2 separate regions of the Homo sapiens genome follow, and region 1 is linked to region 2. Evidence: read pairs that join two places in POLR2A ChIA-PET (ENCODE). Cell type or tissue: A673. All regions are shown on one strand. Links, peaks and the distances in the headings refer to the core of each region. The heading gives the core; the rest is flanking DNA. Region 1 overlaps DSE (dermatan sulfate epimerase). Region 2 has its middle 11 kb from the start of DSE.

Region 1 (11,418 bases), core at 3,419-11,418, 79 kb before region 2:
CCTGGCCCAGTAGTCTATCTTTAACAAAGATAATCTACTTTGACAATTTTTTTGCTTGTTCACTTAAGTTTCATGAGATTAAAGGCAAACAATTATGGTGAAAGTTTAATAGTTTTGATGTAACTATGCTTATAACTCAGTATTTTTAATGATTATAATGTAGCATTTTGAGCACTCTAAATAATTAAAATTCAAGTTTAGACATTGTTTTATTTTGAGTTTTATGCTCTAATCCATAATTACTGTTGGCTGTATGTCTCTGGTCACAGTTCTTAGCCTCTCTGAACCTAGCTTCCTAATTTATAAGATGGGGCTGTAGCTATTATTTTCCTTACAGTATGCAGATGCGTACAAATTTCTTCAAACTTTGCTAGGCTTCAGTAAGACTGCTATTATCATTGCTATCTAGTAAGCTTTAGCATAATAATGGCGTAAACTTGGACTAGGCAATGTTTTTATGAATTTTAGCACATTTTATAAAATAAGCCTGCATGTGGGCTCATTGCATACCATTTAAGAAACAAAACTTCTTTTACAGAATTATATTCTTTCATTCCCTACTTCTTCCTCTGACATCCAAATAATTTTTTTAATTAAAAATGACCTATCTTCAGTAGTGAATTCACGAAGGTCCTCTCATCATCCATAAGACTCTTAAAACATGCACTAGGCAACAGGTGCCATGGTTGACTCTCCACGTGTGCAGGTGTCGCAGAAAAGCCAGCTGAATAACCAACCCTCCCAACCACACTGCTTGCCCACACCCTTGACACCCACACCACATTGTCCTATGTTCTCTAGGAAGTCTGCTTTGCTGGCATGGCTATGCTTTCTCGATTGCACAGTGTCATGAACTCACAAGGCATTCTTATGGGCAATGGCTGAAGTTTAGCAACAGTCTGCTGATTACTGGTGGTTTACAACATCTCACACAAATGGTGTGTTATTTTAAGTTGTGCTTTGGAATCTGGGCTCTCGATCCCACTTGGGACCACCCTGTGTTTAGCAATCATATAAGCAGCTGCTTGCTTACCTTGTTAACATCTGTCTTTCACATGTACCCTGTCCTGGAGATTGAATTTTAGGCCTCCACATAGCTCAGAGGTGACAGTGTTGAAACAGCTCTAGGATCTAGCTGGAGCATCTCTCAGGGCCACAGTTCACAGCTAACTGAGAGGTTAGTGATGTTAGCTCATTATAAGAACTATGTTCTATCTTATCTCATTCAGGCTGCTATAACAAAAACACCATAGACTAGGTGGCTTACAAACAACAGAAATTTATTTACCACAGTTCTGGGGACAGGGAAATCCAAGATCAAAGCACAACAGATGTGGTATCTGGTGAGGACTCACTTCCTGGTTTACAGATGGCCATCTTTTCACTGTAGCCTCACATGTTGGAAGGGACAAGGGACCTCTCTGGGGTATCTTTTATAAGGATACTACTCCCATTCACGAGGGCTCCACCTTCATAACCTAATCACTTTCCAAAGGCCCCACATCCTAATACTATCACATTAAGGATTAGGTTTCAACATATTAATTTTGAGAGGAGGCAAACATTCAGTCTGCAGCAAGCTCAATGTTAAGGTCTTCTGGGACCACAGTCTTCTGTACTCCATTCAGTCATTAATCCACCAATTTATTTATTCATTCAGGCAGTCAGTCAATTCATCAAGCATTTTTTGAATACCAAATTTTTCTGAATGCATTTTTTGAATGCCAGGCACTGTGTAAGAACCATGTATATACAACGAGCAAGAGACACAATCCCTGCCCTAAAGGATTGTAGTCCAGTGACTTTGTGTCTTCTAAGAGTGAGCCACCTAAGGGCAGTGTTCAGTAATAGCAATCAGTTTTCAGTTGTTATTGCAATTGATATTTCAACTGTGATAAAAAATTCTGTGAATTAATCTTTCAAAAGAATCACGTCTCCCTTTCATCAGTCCTTTTTGTATCAAAAAATACGGAGGTTTGAATATATAGAGTGCTCTAAGAATTCTCTTCAGAACTCTACTAAATGACCTGGATCCATTCTTTTGTCAGTAAAACAAATACCTTCAAGAGAGGAGTAAAGGAGTTTAGAAATCAAGATTATCAAGGAGACAATAAACAGAAATTCCTTTTATTTTACTGGAGGTCTCTGATCCTGGACAAAAATGGTAAACAGCAGAGACTGAAAAGTACAAAGTAAGGAAAACTGACAAGATGTTTGCTTTACACAGAAAGGTACTTCTAGTGTCCTGTTATTACCATTTCTTTGGAAGAAAAAGGAAGTGCCTAGACCATTGAAAACGTTTTTTTGTTCAGAAAAGAATTCCTAAATAAATACTAAACACACTTCTCATTATTTAATTTGGAATGTGCTGGGCTGACTGAATGTTTTTAGAAGCTCTTTTCTTAAGAAATTCTACTGAAATCATAGGGACATTCTTTGATAAAGACTTCCCCATAACAAATTTCTAGAGATATGCAGAAGGAGCAGCACTTTTACTTTTCTGATTTAGAAAGTACTCCAACTGCCTGCATTAATCACAATGCTTATATAATTGAAACTATTTCTTTTTTAAATTAAATGGAGTGAGGAAAAGAGACCCTCCTGCCCTGGAGCCTGGTCTACTTTTCCAGTCTAATTTTCTATCACCCGCCACTACATACACACCCTGTACTCCAGTTATACCATTCTATGTGAAGTCCCTGAACAAGGCAAGCTGAAAACACAAATGGCAGAAATATTTGAACAATTTCCTGGGCTTATTAAGGGATAGCCAGGGTGACGGCAGCAGAGCCATGGCAGGCAACCATGCTCTTCTTATATTAAATAAGACTCAGACATATATACCATTAGGGATCCTTGACTCATTATCTTTCTGATCAATACTTCCACAAAATATTCATTCCTTTGGCCACACATTTTGCCTGTGGGCTAGGAGTTAAACATTCCCTCTCCAGACTTATTCAAGGAGCTAATTGTCTTCTACCCAGACTATGGAAATGGTCTCCTAACCTCTTCCCCATTGGGTCCACTCTCTACACTGAAGCTAAAATTGCCTTTCTAAAATGCAAATCTGATTATTTAAAAAGAAAATTCTTTAATGGCTTGCCATTGCTTGCAGCGATTTCTAAGCAGAGGGTACCCCCTCCCTGCCCCACCTCACCCCAGGGAGTAAACATATGGAATATGGGGGGCATATCAGAGCCATCTCAGGGATTTTTCAAAGTTTCACATACACACAGGTATATGTGGCATCATCAACACCCCTCACCCATGTCCCTTTTGCTCCCATACACATTTCCTATCCCATGAAAATCGCTGCCATGCTTGTTGAGTGATGGGTGTTATGTTGTAGCCCTCAGTTATGCTGAGGCATAAAAATGGTTGAGCAGCCTCATGGCAGAATAAAGTCCAGATTCCTTAGCATGTCCTACAAAGTCCTGCACAATAGCCTCCCTGCTTGCCTTTTCAGTTTCATCTTCACCCATTCTCCATCACACACCCTGTGGGCCAACACCACCAGTCTGGAGAATTCCTGAACCAGGTTTGCTTTTTCGTACTTTTTTCTTTATTCTATTCCATTTACCCAGAATGCACTTCTCCTCTCACACAGCTAGTAAATTTCTGTTTAACCTTTAAGAAGGCACCAACAATTACATCTTCAGCCACAGCCTGCCCCTGGATTCCAGGCTGGTACATCTCCACTTGGATTTTTAGAAAGTATCTTAAACTTAACATGGCTAAAACAACCTCCTGGACCCGCTTCCTACTACTTATTCCTCCTGCAGTCAGCCACATCTCAGTTCATTGCAACTGACTCCCCAACTCATAATCCAAGTCTTTGCTGCAGTCTGTGAGAGCATGTATGATCTGATCCTATTCCTATCACCCTCCCCTCCCCCACTCTGCTCTAGCCACACTGGCCTCCTAGTCCTAAATACACCAAACACATACTGAGCTCAGGGCCTTCGAACTGCTGTTCTATCTGGAATGCTCCTCTCTCTTAGATGTCCCTGTGATTCATTCCCTTATTTCTTTCAAGTGTCTGATCATAAGTAATCACATCAGAAACCACTGTTTATGGGACAGTACCAATTCACCATCACCTTACATCCCCTCCCCTTGCTTTATTCTCCACAGTACTTACCACTACTTGACATCCTGCACTATTACTGTTATTATTTGCTCCCACTAGAACATAAACTATACAAGGGCCAGCTTTTATTATTCCTATTCTCTACCATATCTTCAGTTCCTAAAACAATACTTGGCATATAGTAGATGCTCTGTAAACATGTTATTGTCATTCGTTATTTGTTAACTCAACTGAAAAGTGCTGTGGGACTTCCATTTAAACATACTGCACTCAATATATAAATTTCCTTCAGTTCCTTCCTAAAACCCCATTAAATTAACAGCAAATAGATTTTCAAAATGACACAGAGAATGGAAGTGGAGACATCAATAAAGCCTAACCTGATCACCACATTTAAAATTATGGCCTCCTCTTCCCAGTCTCCTTACCCTGACTTTTCCTTCCATAGCACCTATTATCTTCCAATAAGTATAAAGAATGGGTAAGAGAGCTAAAGCTTCATTAGTAGGCAGTTTTAGACCTTATTGTAAACAAGTACACAATATATGTAACAGCCAAAAGAATTAGAAATTGGTTACTTCTGGGAAGTACAAACTAAGAATGAGAGGGGAAGGGACAGATAATTTATTGTTTTGTTTTTTAAATAAGGCTTCTAGTACTATACTTTTTCAATCATGTATGTTCATAATTTATGCCAAATAAAACTTCAATTAAAAAAATCCCAAAACCAAGAGGGAAACTGTATATGCAAGAAGAAAAGTCATAATGCAACTTTGTCTATTTTTATTCTTCACATAGTGACTATGTCTTGTTTAACAGAATTTGAACATATTAAAATAGATGACCAAATACTAAATATTTAGACTATGTAGTGGAACACATGATTTATATCAGTCATTTCTTGAAAACTTATGAGTACTTCATTGACATTACATGCATAAAGCAAATATCTAGCTGAAACATTGCTGAAAAAAAAATACGTCATTTTGCCAGTAAATTAAATAAACTGCAGAAAGAAACTACTTCTCAACATGAAAGTAAAGAGAAGAGAATCAAGGCAATGGGCTTTGCCACAGACAGGGAATACACAGCGAACAGGGAAAGGATCAGGCCCCCCTTGCTTGAGGCTTGCTTTCCTCATCTGTAGATTTAGGGGTCTCAATCAGGTCATCTCAAGTTCCCTAAACTTGCTTAAAAAGCATCAAACTTTGAGTTAGACCTTCAGACTTCCCTAACTCCTTTTTTCCTGAATTAAGCTATGACAAAGATGACCATATGTCCCAGTTCACCTAGTATAATCTCGATTTATATCTGTTGTCCTGGAATAACAATTAATTGCTCCTCCTTTAACTCTCAAAGGTATCTCCAGTCGGAAGATAAATTACATGCCCCTCATACCTATGACTATATTCATTTTAATCTTGGTTTAGATTTTTAAGAAAACACACTAATTTACTTTTAAGCCTACAAATATAGCATTTCATAGCTTGCTTTCTCTTAACACTTGGAGAAATTTCAGATTCTTTTGTGAGTGGTTTGTGAACTATCAAAAATTTTTTTAACTTGGCCGGGCATGATGACCTATGCCTCTAATCCCAGTACTTTGGAAGGCTGAGGCAGAAGAATCGCTTAAGATGGGAAGTTTGCGGCTGCAGTGAGCTACGATCACGCCACTACACTTCAGCCTGGGTGATGCAGAAAGGACCGTGTCTCTAGAAATAAAAATAATTTTTTAAAAACTGAGTAAGTCAAATGTAAATTTTCCTTTTCAAAAACAAATTATTCAGTATGCAAAACATTCTGTTAAGACATATTTTCTGATAACCTTAGAATACGTGGTACTTAAAAACTATGACTAAAATATTTGTGGAAGAATTCATTATCTTAGGTGATACATTTTAACAATTAAAATAGTTCCAGAACACGGTCTTCCACCTGACTTTGACGATTAAAACAATGTTGTCAAAAGAATGTTCTCTCTGAAAATTCTGGGTCTCATCCACCACCATAGGTCTCATCTACCATCAACTGAAATAAGCTAATCAGTTATAAACAAGGGAATATACTTAAAAAAAAAAAAAAGAGAGAAACACGGTCTCACTCTGTCTCCAAGGCTGGAGTGCAGTGGCACAGTCATAGCTCACTGCAGCACAGAACTCCTAAGCTCAGGCAATACTCCCACCTCAGCTTCCCAGGAATATACCACTTTTACTGCACTGACAAGCTCTGTATGCTAGTGATTCTCAAATTTTCTTTAAGGCTAGGACCAAGAGTCCTGCCAATCCCCTGAACAACAGCTCACATATTATCAAATGAACTTGAAACATTCCTGTCATAGTGAGCAGCATTGAAACAGATTCCATAACTGATTACTCAGTTTCAAGGGAGATTTAACATTGCTTTGTTTTCAAGTTACAAAAAGTTCCCTAGTTTTACTCAAATATGCACTATCCCTGATTAAAAAAAACATGTTTCATTATGAAGAGGGGTGATTTGTTTCAGCATTTTTTTTTTTCACTTAACCACTTAAGTCACTGCCTGAGGAAGTTTCTTTTTAAGGAAATAAATACCAGGTTCATTAGAAGAAAAAAAAAAAACACATAATTTTAATTCATTTTGTTTTAAAGATGCGTATTTTAAAAAGACTACTTTAAAATGAACTAATATGTTACACTGGATCATGCTGTGGCGACTAACGTATTGTCAAGCCTTAACCTAATGAAAACAAAAGAAAAGCGAGTTTGGCACTCACTTGCACTTTTCATCTCTGTTAGAAAGTATGTCTCAGTTTGGATCTGAGATCAGGTTTGCTTGGTAACCTCAAAGAATAATTTTCCTTTTTTTTTTCTTTCAAAATTTCCTTTTGATCATTTCAGACAGTTCATCCTTTTGAGTGAGAAAGAGTAAAAGAGAGGAATGTTGAGTGAGGTTAAGTAAATGGAGAATCTGTCACATAAAGCAAGTTTAAATCCTAGTAAGAGCATCCATGCAGGACAAACGGAAGCATTATTCTTTTGAAAACATTATTCTTTTAAACAGTGTGTAATGACATCCTCCCTAGAGACTTTCCATGAGAGGGGAAAAAAATTACTTCCTCAGAAGTCGTTTTCTAGATTCCAAGCATAATAAGTGAAGCACAGTTAAAAGTCAAACTTGTGTTTTCTTTATGCAAGAAGGTTCAAATTAGAACTGCAGAAAGGTACTTAAAAGTTTCTCTAGCTTGTCTTTTGGTTACATACTGGTATTGCTGTGAACTAAAAGAGCAAGTAAGAGGAAAGGTTACTGTTGTTACTTTACACCTATAAATCAGTGAGTGTGTCCTTACTGTAAAATTTGAGCTGAACATATTTTGTTTCAAAGGAGAAATATATGACTCAAATATGCTGAATGTATGATAATTTATTAAGTTCCTTTTAAGTATATCATTTTCTTATGCTCAAGTAGAAACTATGGATTATTTTTCTAGTATTCTATGCTGCTGTTACCTTCTGAGGAGTTGATTGAAAATTTTATGCTTTTAAAAGTTGGGTGCTACTTAAATATCAGAATTGGCTATTGTTTTAAATATTTAAAATATGCTTAAACAACAATTAAGGTTAATAAGCAGAGAAAATACTTCTTTTGATTCAAACACTACTTTATATATTTAATGAATACACGTCCAAATAAAGATCTCTCTTCAAAAATTTTGGAAAATGTTAATGCATTTTGAATATAATGGAACAAAGAAGAAGAATACTAGAGAAAATTCACAATTATGATGTTTATTTAGGAAAATAAACTTGAAGAAGGTTTTCTATTAAAAAAACATAAGAATCATATCCAAATTTTAGACTCTCCATCTTCTTTGGTATGAAAATCAACATTCATAATAGAAAATATTTTCTTTTGAAAGGTTTAGTTGTTATTGGGTCTATAACGGTTTTCCATATAAGGAAAATACAGTATTATCTGTAATCATCTCACTTATTGAACAACCAATGAATGCATGCAAGTAACCAAGCATATGTGTGCAGAGACCAGCATCAAGGAAATATTCATTCATAGATAAATGTTTTCTAATAAAATATATTTTAAGTTTTTAATGATCTTCTGCTATCATTTTTTGCCATGTTATCTGAATAGCCATCCAGATCTGTAGTAAAACATCCTGTTAGTTACATAACTCAAGAAGTACTTCCCCAAGGAAGCTCACACCATCATACCAGGACTTAGCAACATTTATCTTTCAACATGAGTATACCATTAAAATTTTTTTATATTTCTCAGAATTGTATTCTTCAGTCTTTTCCACAATATAGTATATGGAAATTGCTAATAGCATTAAATTAATATTAATAAAACCCAATTCTATCTAAACCTTTTTCTCATAAGAAAAAACATTACTTTAAAAAATAGACTTTTTGTTTCTTCTAAAAGTAGTACTATATGGACTGCTCAATTAGCAATGCCAAATACTTCCAAAAACACCATAGGACCACCAAGCTATTTCTATTGCTTTGATAATTTCTTTTCCTGCTCCAATTTCTCCACGTTCCTGCTTTCTTGTGTCAAAATATCTTCCCTTAATTTGTTAAAATGAATCTGAGGGAAAAAAATCTGATAATCTGGGGTAAAGAAATTTTTTTTTTTGCATAGACTCTTGTGATCACAAAATGACCAGGTAATTTATAGCTTCAGTGCTAACACTGTGATTGGGAACAAGAAGAGTACAACCATAATAAAATACAGCTATCTATGAGAAGAACTGCATAAAGACATCTTTGGCCATGTAGGCTCTGGGCCCTCTGGAAATAAGTCAGTTGCATTGCCAACATGACAAAGAAAATAGCAATGTTCAGAATCAGGAACAACCTGGTATAGGAAGCAGACAGTGATGGGGCCCTGCTGTGTGTAGTTGTCACCATCCGTGCCTGTCCAAACCGGCCTTTAATCAAGCCCCCATTTTTATGTTTCTCGTATGTTACATCTGCAAAATCTAAAAGGTCTTTCATTTCTTCATCTTCATCTATGGGTAGTTCTTTCTGTGCCAAAATCTGAGCTTTCTGTCTAATCTTTTTCTCATTGACTTCAATCTGTGCAAAAATATCAGGGACAGCATCCACAAATTTATAGCGTTTGCCTGCCCTTCGGTTTTTCTTTGACTTGCTTTGCTGCTGCTGTTGCTGTGATATGGCAAAAATCCTGTCAATGGCCTCCTCAGTCTGTCTCTTATCTGAAAATCTCAGCAGGCGTTCAGCAGTCTTCCTAAAGCTAGCTGTGTTCCGGACTCGGGACAGTATCTGCTTCTCCAGCAGCTGAAACACTGGTTTAAAATGCTGCAAGTTCTGTTCCACAATAGCAGCATAGTCCTTCACCTCAGGGACAATGCTGCTCTTGATGGCTGAATTCCGGTCAAACAGAATTTTGTGACGATCAGCAATGACCTGTGCAAAGGCAGACTGTCCTGTGGCCTCACCTGTCCACAGGTATGTGGCGTAGGCATGTTTGCTGGTGGCTATGAACACATCCAGTTGCTGAGAGTCTCCGTGGACAGTGAAGCTCTGAACATCTATAGATGGCCCTATGAAGAGGTAAGCTGCCCTGGTGATGGGACTTCGGAGGTGCATGGTGACATTCACATAGTTTGTCCCATTGTAGGGATAGCCCCGAGGATATGTCACTGAGGCAAAGGTTGCTTTCTCGCTGTAGCCAGTATCGTCCATCCAGTACATTTTATAGAGACCATCTCTCTGCCTGATGAAAGCCCCATGGACACCATCTACCACAGTCTCCTCAAAAGGAACATCCACATTATGGAAGAAGCTCGCTGCTGTCTCCAAGGGACTCTCCTCTCCCAGGTGTATTTGGTCTACAAGGAGAAGCAGCTGTGGATGTAGGAGGATGAGATTCCTCTGAACATTCTTCAGGTTGAGCTGGGGGTTATAAGCTCCCACACCTTCTCCTCGGATGAAAACCACCCCATTTTTCTCCTCTGCTGCAACCACCCTCCCCTGACAACTAGCTGCCAGGTCATGCTTGTATTTAGACCATTTTGATGAGCAGTCTTCTGTGACCTGACCCACCCAGGGAGAAAAGCAGCTCTTTGACACAGCTGGGGAAAACATCAAAACATTGTTGAAGAAGGTGTACTTTGGCCCGTACAGAGCCTCAGTAATGAAAGGCACACCATTGGGAGCAAAAGTAAATGAGTTTTGATCAGGATGTTCATGCCCTGCATTAAAATTTCTCCATCCTTTGATCCAATCTTTGTATTTGTTTCTGTGGACAATGTCATATATTGCACGTCCCCCCAGTTTTCCAGACTTGAAGGAAAGGAAAGATCTATTGATTTCTGCAGGTAGTGCACTTCCATAAGTCACGACACCCCAGTCTTCAAAATAATGCAGTGTAGGGGTGCCAAAGTCTGGAGGAGGAACCGATTTCAAGCTGCCATCATACCTGAAATTAATTTTGAAAAATTAAATGGTTTTCTGATGGCAGTGAAAATAACACATAACATGGTAATGTGGAAGATGCGACACACAAATGCTACCCAGAGCACTGGCAGTGCAGAGTATATTAGGGACAATTCTAAAAATATCCAAGGACAACCAGTATGCACAAAGGGAAACCCTTGGTGACTGGAAGAGGAATATTTCTTTATCATTTGTGATCCTTGGGTTTGGGCCCGAAATGATTTCTGCTCTAATCTCTACATGGACTATCTTCACTTGATGATGTCAGAGTGACCATTCAAACTACTGGGCCTCATGGATTTAAGCACTTCATCCAAATTTCTGGTTGAGGGGCTCCTCTTCTAGAAATGCCATGTTAGAATCTGGACTCTAACAAGCCTTGAGTTGTAATAAAGTATAGTTCTGCAGTAACTGATATTATTGAATGTTTGGTATTGAAAAGAGTTCTCCCTCAAGATTTTTTTCCTTGAAAAAATAAACTGAAATAGAGGAGAACTTCACATATTAGATAAAATGTATCACCAACACCACATCTCAGAATATAAATGGATGAAGTTTCAGCAAACTGTCTTATATTGAGGGATTTATAATTGTGCCTACTACTGACCAGCCAGGTCCAAAGGTTTGGTTTTGTTTTAATCTGCAGATGATGCCATGCTTCTTGGACAATAAATGACTTCTTATTTTCATTTATGATAAATGTTTATTATTAGCACTATGTACTTTTCCCTAAAGTAAATCAATCACCTAGAGTTAATCTTATTGGTGTTTGATATTGACTGTTTCATCTGTTGTTCTAGAGTCTCAGTTTCAAGACATCAGAAATTATATCTCTACTTAGGTCTAGTATAATGTTGGCTTAATTAA
Region 2 (11,981 bases), core at 1,602-9,601:
AGTAATTCTAACCCCTGGGTGCATATTAGCATCACTTGGGAGAACCCAAAACACACCAATGCCTAGTTGTACTCTTAGAAATTCTGATTTAATTCCTTCTAGGATGAAGTCCAGATACCCCATATGCTTTTAAAGGTACGAGATAGTTCCAATGTGCAGCCAGAGTTAGAACCAATGCTACGTAGTGGTGCTTCCCAAACTTTGCTGCACATTAGAACCATCTGGAGAGCTTTAAGAACTTCCGGCCACGTGCGGTGGCTCACGGCTGTGATCCCAGCACTTTGGGAGGCCGAGATGGGCAGATCACGAGGTCAGGAGATCGAGACCATCCTGGCTAACATGGTGAAACCCCGTCTCTACTAAATATACAAAAAATTAGCCAGGCGTGGTGGTGGGTGCTTGTAGTCCCAGCTACTTGGGAGGCTGAGGCAGGAGAATGGCGTGAACCCAGGAGGCGGAGCTTGCAGTGAGCCGATTGCACCACTGCACTCCAGCCTGGGCGATAGAGCAAGACTCCATCCCCCCCACAAAAAAAGAACTTCCGATGCCCCAGTTATAGTCTGTACCAACCAAATTAGAAAGTTTGAGGTGTTTAAAACTCTGTGATTCCAATGTACCAAAAGTTTGGAACCACTGTTTTATAGAGTGTTACTAAATAGGCTGGGTGAGGTGGCTCACACCTGTAATCCCAGCACTTTGGGAGGCCAATGCAGGCAAACTGCTTGAGCCCAGGAGTTCGAGATCAGCCTGGGCAACATGGCAAAACCCCATCTCTACTAAAAACACACACAAAAAATTAGCCGGGCATGGTGGCGCACACTGTAATCCCAGTTACTCAGGAGGCTGAGGCACGAGAATTGCTGGAACCCAAGAGGCAGAGGTTGCAGTGAGCCGAGATCACACCACTGCACTCCAGCCTGGGCAACAAGAGTGAAACTCGGTGTCAAAAAAAAAAAAAAAAAAAAAAGTGTTACTAAACAGGTACTTGAACCAAAGGAAGTATTAATTAGAGAATATGTTTATTTGCCACATTTCTTCTGGTTTATTAATTATATAAAATATTGTGAAGATTAGTTTTTATTAACTCAAGCTCACTAATGTATTTCTTTCTAAATACTTTTGTTGGATATGCAGTTTGGGAAAAATAATATTTGATGTCAATACTGGCTGAACTAGTGAAGTTGACTTCATATTGCAGTTAATGTTTCACTTCAAGTTTCTGCTGCCTGAGTATTACACATAGTGAATTCCAGTAAAACATTTAACAGCCAGGCCATTCAGACTTCTCCTTCTGCTCAGGCCTTTTCTTCTGCTGATGAGATTACCCGTGTCAGGCAAAGAAAATCTTGGCTATTTTGCATTTATAGTATCTTTTAGATGGGAAATAGTCGACAGTTTGCTGATGTTAAACTTAAGTATGTAGTCTAGTGACATGTTTCTATGTCCTTTCTCACCAAACTCCAAAGAATACACACTGGTTCTTTTTCCATGTTTTCTTTCATTTTTGATTTTTTAATAGTGACATTTTGATTTTGCCATTTTTACTCATCTTGGCCAAATGGAAACACTGCCATTTTAAAAAAATGTTAAAATAACAAAATAAAAACCCAACAACAGTTTAACAAACAAACAAAAAACACAGCATTCCTTAGAAGTATTTGTCATCTAAGTGAGAAAAGTATAAGGAAACTTGGAATAATTATATTCTAACCATTTTGTTTTACAAAGAAACCAAGGTTAACATAGATGGGGACTGTTACCAGTTTTTGCTGCTAATTAGTTAGAAGTGGAAGGAGAAGTCAAGCCTCCTGATTCCTAGCCAGATTTTCTTTTTCTCACTTCTCCTTGCTGAATCATTGGCCAAAAATGTACAACTAACTTCTCCTTTTGGGAAGTGCATATTTCATATTAACTCTGGCAATTTATGAAAAAATGTAGATTCATTTGCTCCATTAACAAAATATCAGTGCCTAAGAAGAAATAAGGTTGATTTTTGAAAGAAATCAAGTGCCTACTCAGAATGTGCAGGGGATGGCACCTTTCATTTAGCAGCGTTAAGCTTAATGTGTTGTTTTACTTATGATGTAATTTCTCCCCGATATATGAACAATGTAAGTTCACATCACTACATATGTAAAATCACTATCTAACTAAATGCCTGTCCTTGAGGTGAAATCTTTAATAAACTTTCACCCATCTTGAGTTATTTTTCCTCTGATTATACCTGGGAATTAAGGTATTTAAAAGTTCTAATAAATTTCCATCTTTTTATTGCATGAATCAATTTTCTGAATTTCCTGTTATTATACAAGAAGGCTGATACTTGATAGCAGTGCTTCTGTTCATGGTGGGCAGATTAATGTTGTGGTGTGAAGATCAGCTAAGTATCTATCATATATATATACACACACACACACAAAGCACACACATGTGTATATATATGTATATTTTAAAATCTCACTTTCTGATCAGTCATTAAACATGTGGCAAGTATCTATCATATAGACACACACACACAAGCACACACATATATGCATATATGTGTGTGTGTATATATATATTTAAATATCTCACTTTCTGATCAGTCATTAAACGTGGCAAAAAAAAGCAACTGTTACAAAGTAGAAATAGATATAGGATACAACAATCTTGGATTGTAGTATAATGGAAAAGTTACTTTAAATGAATCTGCCTGAAATTGACAAATTTTAATGTTGTCTGGGGGGAAATTAATGGGTTAATTCTGGAAACTGAAAGTTCTAGGTTCTAGGACTAAATTGACCCTAGAAGAAATTCTGTTTTTACTTCCCCTGTACATTTGGAAAAATCAGCAGTAGCATAAACCATGATAACTTGGGAAAATCACTTAACTTCTTTTGAGTCTTAGTGTCCTTAGCTATAAATAGAAGAAACCATTCTACTTCATTTGTTCTCAAGTATGGTTATACTTTAGGACCACCCAGGAAACTTTGGGAAAATAAATGATGCCCTGTACTACCTCCAGACAAATTAAAGCGAAATTTCTGGGGGATGTGGCCTAGGCTAGAGGTGCTCAAAAATATGGTCCATGGACCACTGCTATTAGCATCACTGATTCATTAGTCAGCCTGGGATGCCATGACAAAATACCATAGACTGGATGGCTAAAACAATAGAAATTTATTTCTCACGGTGCTGGAGGCTAGGAAGTTCAAGATCAAGGTGCTAACCAATTCTGTTTCTGATGAGGGTTCTCTTCCTTGCTTGCAGACAGTAGCCTATGTTCTCACGTGGCCTGCACATGGAGATAGAGTGATTTCTCTTTCTCCCTCTTATAAGGCACCACCCTTATGACCTCATTTTGCCTTTCTTTAATCCTAAAAGCTCTATTTCCAAATATGGTCACATTGGGGGTTGGGGCTTACATATGAATTTTGGGGAACAAAATTCAGTCCATAGCACTTGAGATCTTGAAAATTTTCAGACCAATCCCAGATCTACTTAATTAGATTCTCTAGGGGTGAGGGCCAGGAATCCATGTTTTAAAAAACTCTGCAGGTGATTCTTATGTACCTTTGAGTTTGAAGACCACTGGCCTAAGCCAATAGTTCTTAACACTTAGACTGTATATTGGAATCACTTAGGGAATTTATAAACCTTTGATACCTGGGGCCCTATCACAGAGATTCCAGTTTACCTGTTGCAGGATGCATAGTCTAAACAAGTTTTACAGCTTTTGAAAGTGAATCCCATCTGAGAACCACTGGTGCAGAATATCTCTGAGGGTCTTTACAGTCTAAAACGGTATATATTTTAATATAATGACATATACAAAATATGTATATAATACAATACATAGTCTAGATAATTTTCATCAGAAGGAGGATGATAGAATAGCTCTATTTTGTAGCTTCAGATACGACTCACGTTTGTTGTGAGTCCCTTTTCATTAATCAGTTGATGACATAATGCATTAAACAGGAACTTTTTGAGAAGTACTATTGTGATAGTACATTTGCTAAATATAAGCTTCTTTATTTTTCAGTAAAAATCAAGGATTTATTTGATGGTTAATGTGTTTCTACTGGATAAGACTAAATAAGAGTTTGGAGAGCAGCCAGAGGCTTATGAGATACACACACACACAAATTTTTCTTTCCAGAGATGGGGTCTTGCTCTGTTGCCCAGGCTGGAGTACAGTGGCAGGATCATAGCTCACTACAACCTCAAACTCCTGGGCTCAAGTGATACTCTCACCTTAGCCTCCTGAGCAGCTGGGACTGTAGATGTGCACCATCACACCCAGCTCTCTTGAGATATTTTAAAAGAATCTTACAAATTGTGAGTCCAGGAATAATTCTGGAAAACAATCTGATTATTTTGTAAATCTCAAAAAAGCTCATTAAGCCATATAAACTAAGAAGCTATGGGTATTTCTTGATGTTAAAACTTATATTCGGCCGGGTGCAGTGGCTCACACCTGTAATCCCAGCACTTTGGGAGGCTGAGGCAGGCAGATCACAAGGTCAGGAGTTTGACACCAGCCTGCCCAACATGGTGAAACCCCACCTCTACTAAAAGTAGAAAAAGTTACCCAGGCGTGGTGGCGTACACCTGTAATCGCAGCTACTGGGGAGGCTAAGGCAGAAGAATCGCCTGAACCCAGGAAGCGGAGGTTGTGGTCAGCCGAGATCACGCCACTCCAGCCTGGGCAACAGAGCGAGACTCCATCTCAAAAAAAACAAAAACAAAACAAAAAACTTCAGTTACATAATTTTAAAATCTCTTTTAATATTAGAATATAAATGGCTCTATGATAAAAATTATAGATGTCATTTTCCTCAAATTTTACAATAATAGCTGTAAAAAATGGCATCTTAAAAAATGTATCCCAAATCATCAGAACTCTGACCAGTGAATTTAATTGTCATGCAGTCAGCACAAATATTAGCACATAAAAGCAGAAAACTCAACTCATAGTTTTTCTTTTCTCCCCAAGGCATGCAAGGCATTAAAAAAAAATTAAAAATGTCAAATTCATCACAGAGGAATAAGTAACTGAAGAATCAAAATTAACTATCATCTTTAAAGTGCTGGGGCTTAATAGGAAAGTTATTAAAAGTGGTATTTGAGCATCTGACTTTATTAGAATTATGATGCGGCCAACGTGGCGACCTTTTCCAAATTTATGTACATATTAAGTATCCACACTAATGTTACAAAGGGACTGAGAGTTAACACTAAATTGGTAAATTCATTCAAATATTCATGCTCTATTTAAAGAGGGATAATGGTGTGACCTTTATTTTCAAGTCTTTTAAAAACTAGCTTTTGAATATTTTCCCCATGTTTCAATAAGTAAAATTACCAGGAAATTACAAATGAAATATTAAAATACATGTCAAGATATGACTTTTTTTCCAGATGCAGATGCAGATAAATATTCCTTACCTTTTTCAAAATTTTTAAAAATTTTAAGTTCCAGGGTACATGTGCAGGATGTGTTTTGTGACATAGGTAAATGTGTGCCATGGTGGTTTGCTGCACCTATCAACCCATCACCTAGGTATTAAGCCCAGCATCCATTAGCTGTGTTTCCTGATGCTCTCCCTCCCCTGTCACCCACAGGCCCCAGTGTGTGTTGTTCTCCTCCCTGTGTTCTTATCATTCAGCTCCTACTTATAAGTGAGAACATGCGGTGTTTGGTTTTCTGTTCCTGCGTTAGTTTGCTGAGGATAATGACTCCATCCATGACTCTGCAAAGGACATGATCTTGTTCCTTTTTATAGCTGCATAGTATTCCATGGTGTAATATACCTTCTCTTTAAGCAAGTTTTTAAGTAAAACAATTTTGTGGGGAATCATTTGAAAATAATGTTGCCATATGAACTGTGCTTTCTTTGGATGCTACTAAGAATGACTATGGCTTAACAAACTAACCTAAGAGATCTTGCCTCACAAGTCAACAGATGCCATTTGGTGAGTAAAATGAGCTACATCAACACTCAGAACGATAGATGAGCTAGCATATGCTTGAAAAGTAATGGAAGTATTATAGATTCCTAATTTGTAATAATATTGCAAAGCCTATCTGTTTCCACTTAACCATATTACCTGTCCTATACACTGTACTGAAATTAATGATCTGTATTACAGTTTTTATTCTGAGTGTGAAAGAATAATACTAACTTTTATTTATCCCTGATCTATCAGCTGTCGTTCTCTGAAATTTAAACCTAGACAAGAAGCTTCTGAATTTTACTAATATTAAAACAGTATTTGCTATATATAGGAAACAAAAGCTATATAACTACAGTAGCTGAACTAAAATTATAAATAGGAAGAAAAGTATATTTAAATTTGATCATAGATGGTTGACAACAATTACTAAAATCCTTAAGACTTATGATTACCCCCTTTTCTAATCTACCGTTAAAAAAATAATAGTATGGAGGTTTAGAAGGAGGAAGTTGTGAAAGATATCATAGAGGCAAACCTACAAATGCTTGTATAGTAAGTGTTCCCTATTTAGTCTAGCATGAAATCATAAGAATTGTTATGTACTCTAATAATCTATTTCTGAGAGTTCCCTTAAGGCAGATTTTCTTCAAACCTTTTCTTTAAACTAAAACTAATATGGATAGGCAGATGATAAATAGGAAGATAGACAATAAAGATATAGAAATATATATATATTAAAGTTTCAGAAGTCAATGTTTCTATTTTTTATTTCAGTCTATTTCATTAAAAAAGAAAGAGAATTTGATCAACCAAATAGATTTCAAGACCCACTAATAGATTGCAACTTGAAGCTTAAAAACATTGCACTGAGGTTACTGTGTATGTGTAGAGAGATACTGTTCATGTTTACTTTCAAAGTTTAAGGGTATAGACCTCTAAGAACTATGAAACTGAAATAATGACTTCTGAATGCTTTCTAACCTACATAAATCTGACTGATAAACACAATAAAGCATCAAGAAGATGGCTTGATGCTTTAGCCAAACAAAAGGCAAAAGTAGAGCCAACTTTGATTAAATTCAAACACCTTGTGGCATTTAGAGGCATGCTCATATTGGCAGGAGAAGGAAACTGTAGCAAATAGATAAGGTTTAAAGCAATACACTATCTTTGTTTGTCCAAGGACCACGTAGCTCTTCCAATAGGAAGATCATTTGTTTATGAGGCACAACAAGAAATTCTGCAGTAGTTGGAGTTGTAAGGCACCTGAGGTTCCCCACAGCCTAGAAGCTATCAGCTCATCAACGAAAAGGTCCACCTGGTTGATCTGGAGTCTTCAGTTCCTGCCACTGGGAAGGATACTTCCAAGAACTGCATTTTCTACCCTACACCTGGCATATTCCATCACCACTTTGTCTTAGATTTTTATTAATTAAAGAATAACTCTTCCCCTCAACAAAGCTCCATTTATAAATAATTGTATGGCACTAGTATTTATGCCAATGTAGGCTGCAGTCTGCTATTACAGATGGTAGTGATATTATATCTCCAAACATGACATTTTCATTTATTACTATTCACAAAGTGAATGTCATTGCCCTAGATCTCTATGATCAGAAACAGTCAGTAGCAGAAAAAACAAACAAACAAAAAAATCACCTACAAGTCATGTAGGAAAGAGACTCATGATCAGGAATTTTTGCTGCATTGGATACCAGGCTTTGAAGAAAGGCAAAGAAGACTTGCCTGCCTTCTTCCAGCAGCAAGGATTCAACTAGACAGTAAAGGACTGAAATTGAAAGTATTTCTGTGACCTGTTCTAAGAAATCATTAAAAAATCAGATTTATTCACATACTCTTATTTGCCTAGGGACATTTTAATTTATCAGTGACTTGGGTTAATTACTCCCTATAAATTCTATACTTGACAGATCAGCTTAAACTTGAGGCATTCAGAAGGAAATACATCAAAATGCAACAGACATGGGCCGGGCATTTCTATGCATCTGCACTGACTTTGAAAAATACACACACACGTGCGCACGCGGATTTTAATACATTTTGGGACATATATGCATGAATCTCAACTGGCTTGGAATCATTGGGGAAAGTAGATCCTTTGCACCCTTCAGAGCAGCAAATATTTCTGTGGTAGGGGAAGTAGTTTCTAAATATTTTGGATGCTTACCAATAACACTATTAAAGTTCTTACATATTTTATTAAAAGATGAGAAAGAAGAAAAACAATTTTTTGGCTTAAAATAACTGTTATATAAGCAAGGCTCTGCTGATGCCATGCAAAAAGATAACTTTTTTTTTTTTTTGAGATGGAGTCTCGCTCTGTCACCCAGGCTGGAGTGCAGTGGCGCGGTGTCGGCTCACTGCAAGCTCTGCCTCCTGGGTTCATGCCTTTCTCCTGCCTCAGCCTCCTGTGTAGCTGGGACCACAGGTGCCCACTACCATGCCCGGCTAATTTTTTGTATTTTTAGTAGAGACGGGGTTTCACCGTGTTAGCCAGGATGGTCTCGATCTCCTGACCTCGTCATCCACCCGCCTTGGCCTCCCAAAGTGCTGGGATTACAGGCTTGAGCCACCGTGCCCGGCTGATAACTTGTTTTTGTGGCTAAAGGGCATGAGCCAGGGAGGGGCTCACCACCCATCAACACTTGATCCTTCTAACTAGTACTGGAGAAGAAGAAACATTGTTCTCTGGATGCCAGAGAAAACCAGAATGTTAGTAAACATGCGGGTGGGAGAAATATTATTAGTGAATGTCACACTACTCAAATAAGTAGAATTTGTTTTTTGGAACCATATTTTGCAAAGATACTAAGGCCTCACTTAAACCATAGCTCCGTGTGGAGGCAAAACTAATAATGTGAGATGGTGAAAAGAGGAGGCATCTGCTTAAGGGCATGACTATGGTTCTGTAGTAATGAATTTGGACGCATTAGTTATGCAAACAGAATCTGGTGAGCAGAGACTACAGCAGGGGCTATGAGTGGTGAGGCTTTCTATGCCTCAGAATTCTAGGAATCCTAAAACACTCAGTGTGGCTACTGTCGCCAAAGACAAGCAGCACGGGAGGGAGAAGCTAGCATTGGATGGAAATCCAGAGTTGTGGGATTCGGGAATACCCTGGCTCTACCAACAACTCAGGTTACCAGAATAAGTCACTTTACCAATGGGGTACCTGTTTCGTCATTCGCAAAGTGAGATAATTGTTTCATCTACAAGATTCCTATAACTTTAAAATTTTATGACTCAAAGTTCCTGAGCTATGGAACCTATGCCTTCTAGATCAAAATTGTCCAGTAGAAATATAATGTAAGCCACTTATGTAACTTTAAATGCTTTATTGCCACATTAAAATATGTTTTTAAAAAGATGAAATTAGGTCTTATAATACTTTTATGTAACCCCCTATGTCCAAAACATTATGGTTTTAGTGTAAGTCTTTGAAATCTTGACTAGCTATGCATACTTCAAGTGGCCAATAGCCACATGTGCCTAGTGGCTACTGTCTACCATATTAGATATCATAGCTTTAGGCAGTTGTGTAAAGTTCACAGGATGGGAGCAGGAGCTACATTTCTCTTTGATGCTCTGAGCCATAGTTCCAAAAACTAGAACTATTTACCAAAATTACTGGAGGAACTTAAAAATGTCTGAGCCCACCCCATTACCTTGGCCATGGATCATGTCTTATATCTCTCTAGATAAATCGGAAGTGCAGCCTGTCCATACCAATCTACAGGACAGCGTTTAAAAGCCTCTTCACTCTGAGCTAACAGCCTTCATGCCATTCAGGGGTGGGTTGAATAAGGGAAGCAATAGTCATGTGGTTAGCATCCTCTTCAGGGATCCTCCAGATAGTTATTGGGCGAACTATGTTTTGTCTAGTATGTGAGCTGGAAGATTTCAACACTAATTCTATGACAGTGTAATTGTCTTGTTATTGAAGGCTATTTAACTTTTTCAAGTTAAAATGTGTTAAAGAACAATGAGCAAATGTAAAACAAAGGAGGTCAGATTGTACTTTGCCAGGATGTGTCCACTTGTTGCCTTGATGGAGCTGCAGCTGTAGTTATAGATCTGCTTTTGAGCCTGCTTAGTATTTGCATTGTAGACTGGTTGCTCACAATCTTCCTAGGACTGATTCTCACCTTTGAGTGTCTGCAATTTAGTATTAACAGATTAGTTGAGATAACATATCAAATTGAGCAGTCCCATAATGCTTTTATTTTACTGACATGAAAGAAGCGGGTATATGTATTGGAAAATTCGCTTTTAGACTTCTGAAATCATTTAAGCATGGACAAAGGAAGCTACTCTACTAGGGCACAAAACAGAAATTAGGCTAAATGAGCCCTAGCCAGCATTATCCTAAAAGGAAAGGAAATAGGAGTCTGTGGCCTAATTGGAGTAGAAGGCTTAAAAGTATCAGCTGAAAAACAATTGGTAAATAAGCAGTAACCTGAGGCTCTACAGTCTGGTCATACCTGAAGTGCTCAAATTAGAAGAATGTGAAGGTTTGAGGAAGGTACACAGAAATTGTGAGTCTCATATAATGCTGGGGGAAGTATAAATTGGTACAATACTTTGAGAGAGGATTCGGAGGACAAATATGTAACAAATCTTTAAAAGGTATGTAAATTTGCATCCAGCAATTCCACTCCTTAGAATATATGCACGTATGTGTGAAACTGTATGTATGCAAAGTTGTTCAACATGGTGTTGTTTAAATTAGCAAAATACTGAAAACAACTCAAGTGTCCAATAATAAAAATGCTTAAATGAATTACGCATATAGGTATGTGTGCCTTTATATATGTATGTGTCTATGTAAAAATGTGTAGTGTGTATTATATATGTGAATGAGTACAGTGAAATTGACACCAGTGTCAAATTTGGCGTATTTCCATGGAAAGCACATTTCATTAAAAAGCCAATTACAGATTGGCTTTTTATAAAACCTGTCACTATTTTATTATAAAACCTGTCACTATTTTATTATAAAAAGTAATGTAAAACATGTCACTATTTTATTATAAAAAGTAATGTAACCAAAAAATATAATTACAGGAAAAACTGTGGGAAAATAAACAGAAAATTATAATTTTTATATAGATGTTATAAGAATGCAAGTAATTTTCATTTCATTTACATAATTATGAACATGGATTTCATGTTTCTGCCCAGTGGGGTCTGTTTTCAGATTAGACCCATTCTGAAGATAAATCACCTCACCAAAAGCCAGAAAATACCATCCTTTCCTTAGATGGGAAAAGCAAGTTTCTTGAGCCCCTTCCCATTTTGACAGAGTTGTAACTGAAGTGCTTGTAAGGCCAGATTGTATGACAATTCCATGAGCTTCCTGGTTCCCTTACTGTACAAACCCTCCACCCACTCTCCCTTAAAATAACTCATGCCTTTTGAGACAGCATGAGGGGGTGACTCTGTTTCTTATACCAGAAAAAAGAGCCCGACTCAAGAACAATGACTGACCTCCAGAGCAGTTGTAAGGTCCACATGAGGTTATGTTGTCTAAGCTCCTAGTAGCACATAACACACAACAGGCTTTCAATAAATATTACTTACTGTTATCCCATCTCCTTAAAAATTTTAAAGGGATTTTGCTCATTAGAGTTATATAGTCTGGGTCAACATTTACTTAACAAATCTCTAATCCTTGCCTCATATATCAAGGACCTGAACTAATATTATTCTTTTTTTCTTTAAGAGAAAGACTATATTTCAGGAAATACTATATCCAAGTATTGCTGTAGATATAGGTGTACATTTGGAAGCCATCTGAAGTCTAGATTTTTGAAAGTGGTGTCATATCACTCTTTAAAAGTAGATAGGCATTATAATTCAGTATCTGAAGACTGCTTGCCTCTACTCTAAAATATTTTCTAAGAGTCTCAGTATATGACATAGGAGTATGTTTAGATTGATTATAAGATTTTTTTAAATTTAAAATAATTACCAAATTGTTTTACATCAGCCATTAAAGCTCACAAAAACCAAACATCTTT

The links. ChIA-PET counts read pairs that join two places held together with the same protein. Peaks named below come from ENCODE experiments on the same cell type or tissue, not always from the same donor. Only the 100,000 strongest peaks of a DNase experiment are listed, where the experiment ranks them.
Region 1: POLR2A ChIA-PET joins it to region 2 with 7 read pairs; 8 of 35 experiments call an interaction of 5 or more read pairs at or near these places.

Annotation. Positions count from the first base shown.
Region 1 is chr6:116,434,703-116,446,120 of GRCh38, reverse strand. It overlaps DSE (dermatan sulfate epimerase), which reads right to left. Exons shown (of 6, transcript NM_013352.4): 6 at 1,260-10,534. The coding sequence ends at 8,776. Among named protein-coding and RNA genes, the nearest start is that of CALHM6, 21 kb to the left of the region's middle. In A673, for the core only: no CTCF peak of the experiment used is centred there; a DNase peak (open chromatin) is centred at 7,130; H3K4me3 peaks cover 490 bases.
Region 2 is chr6:116,353,815-116,365,795 of GRCh38, reverse strand. It overlaps a transcript of DSE not described here. Among named protein-coding and RNA genes, the nearest start is that of DSE, 11 kb to the left of the region's middle. In A673, for the core only: no CTCF peak of the experiment used is centred there; no DNase peak of the experiment used is centred there.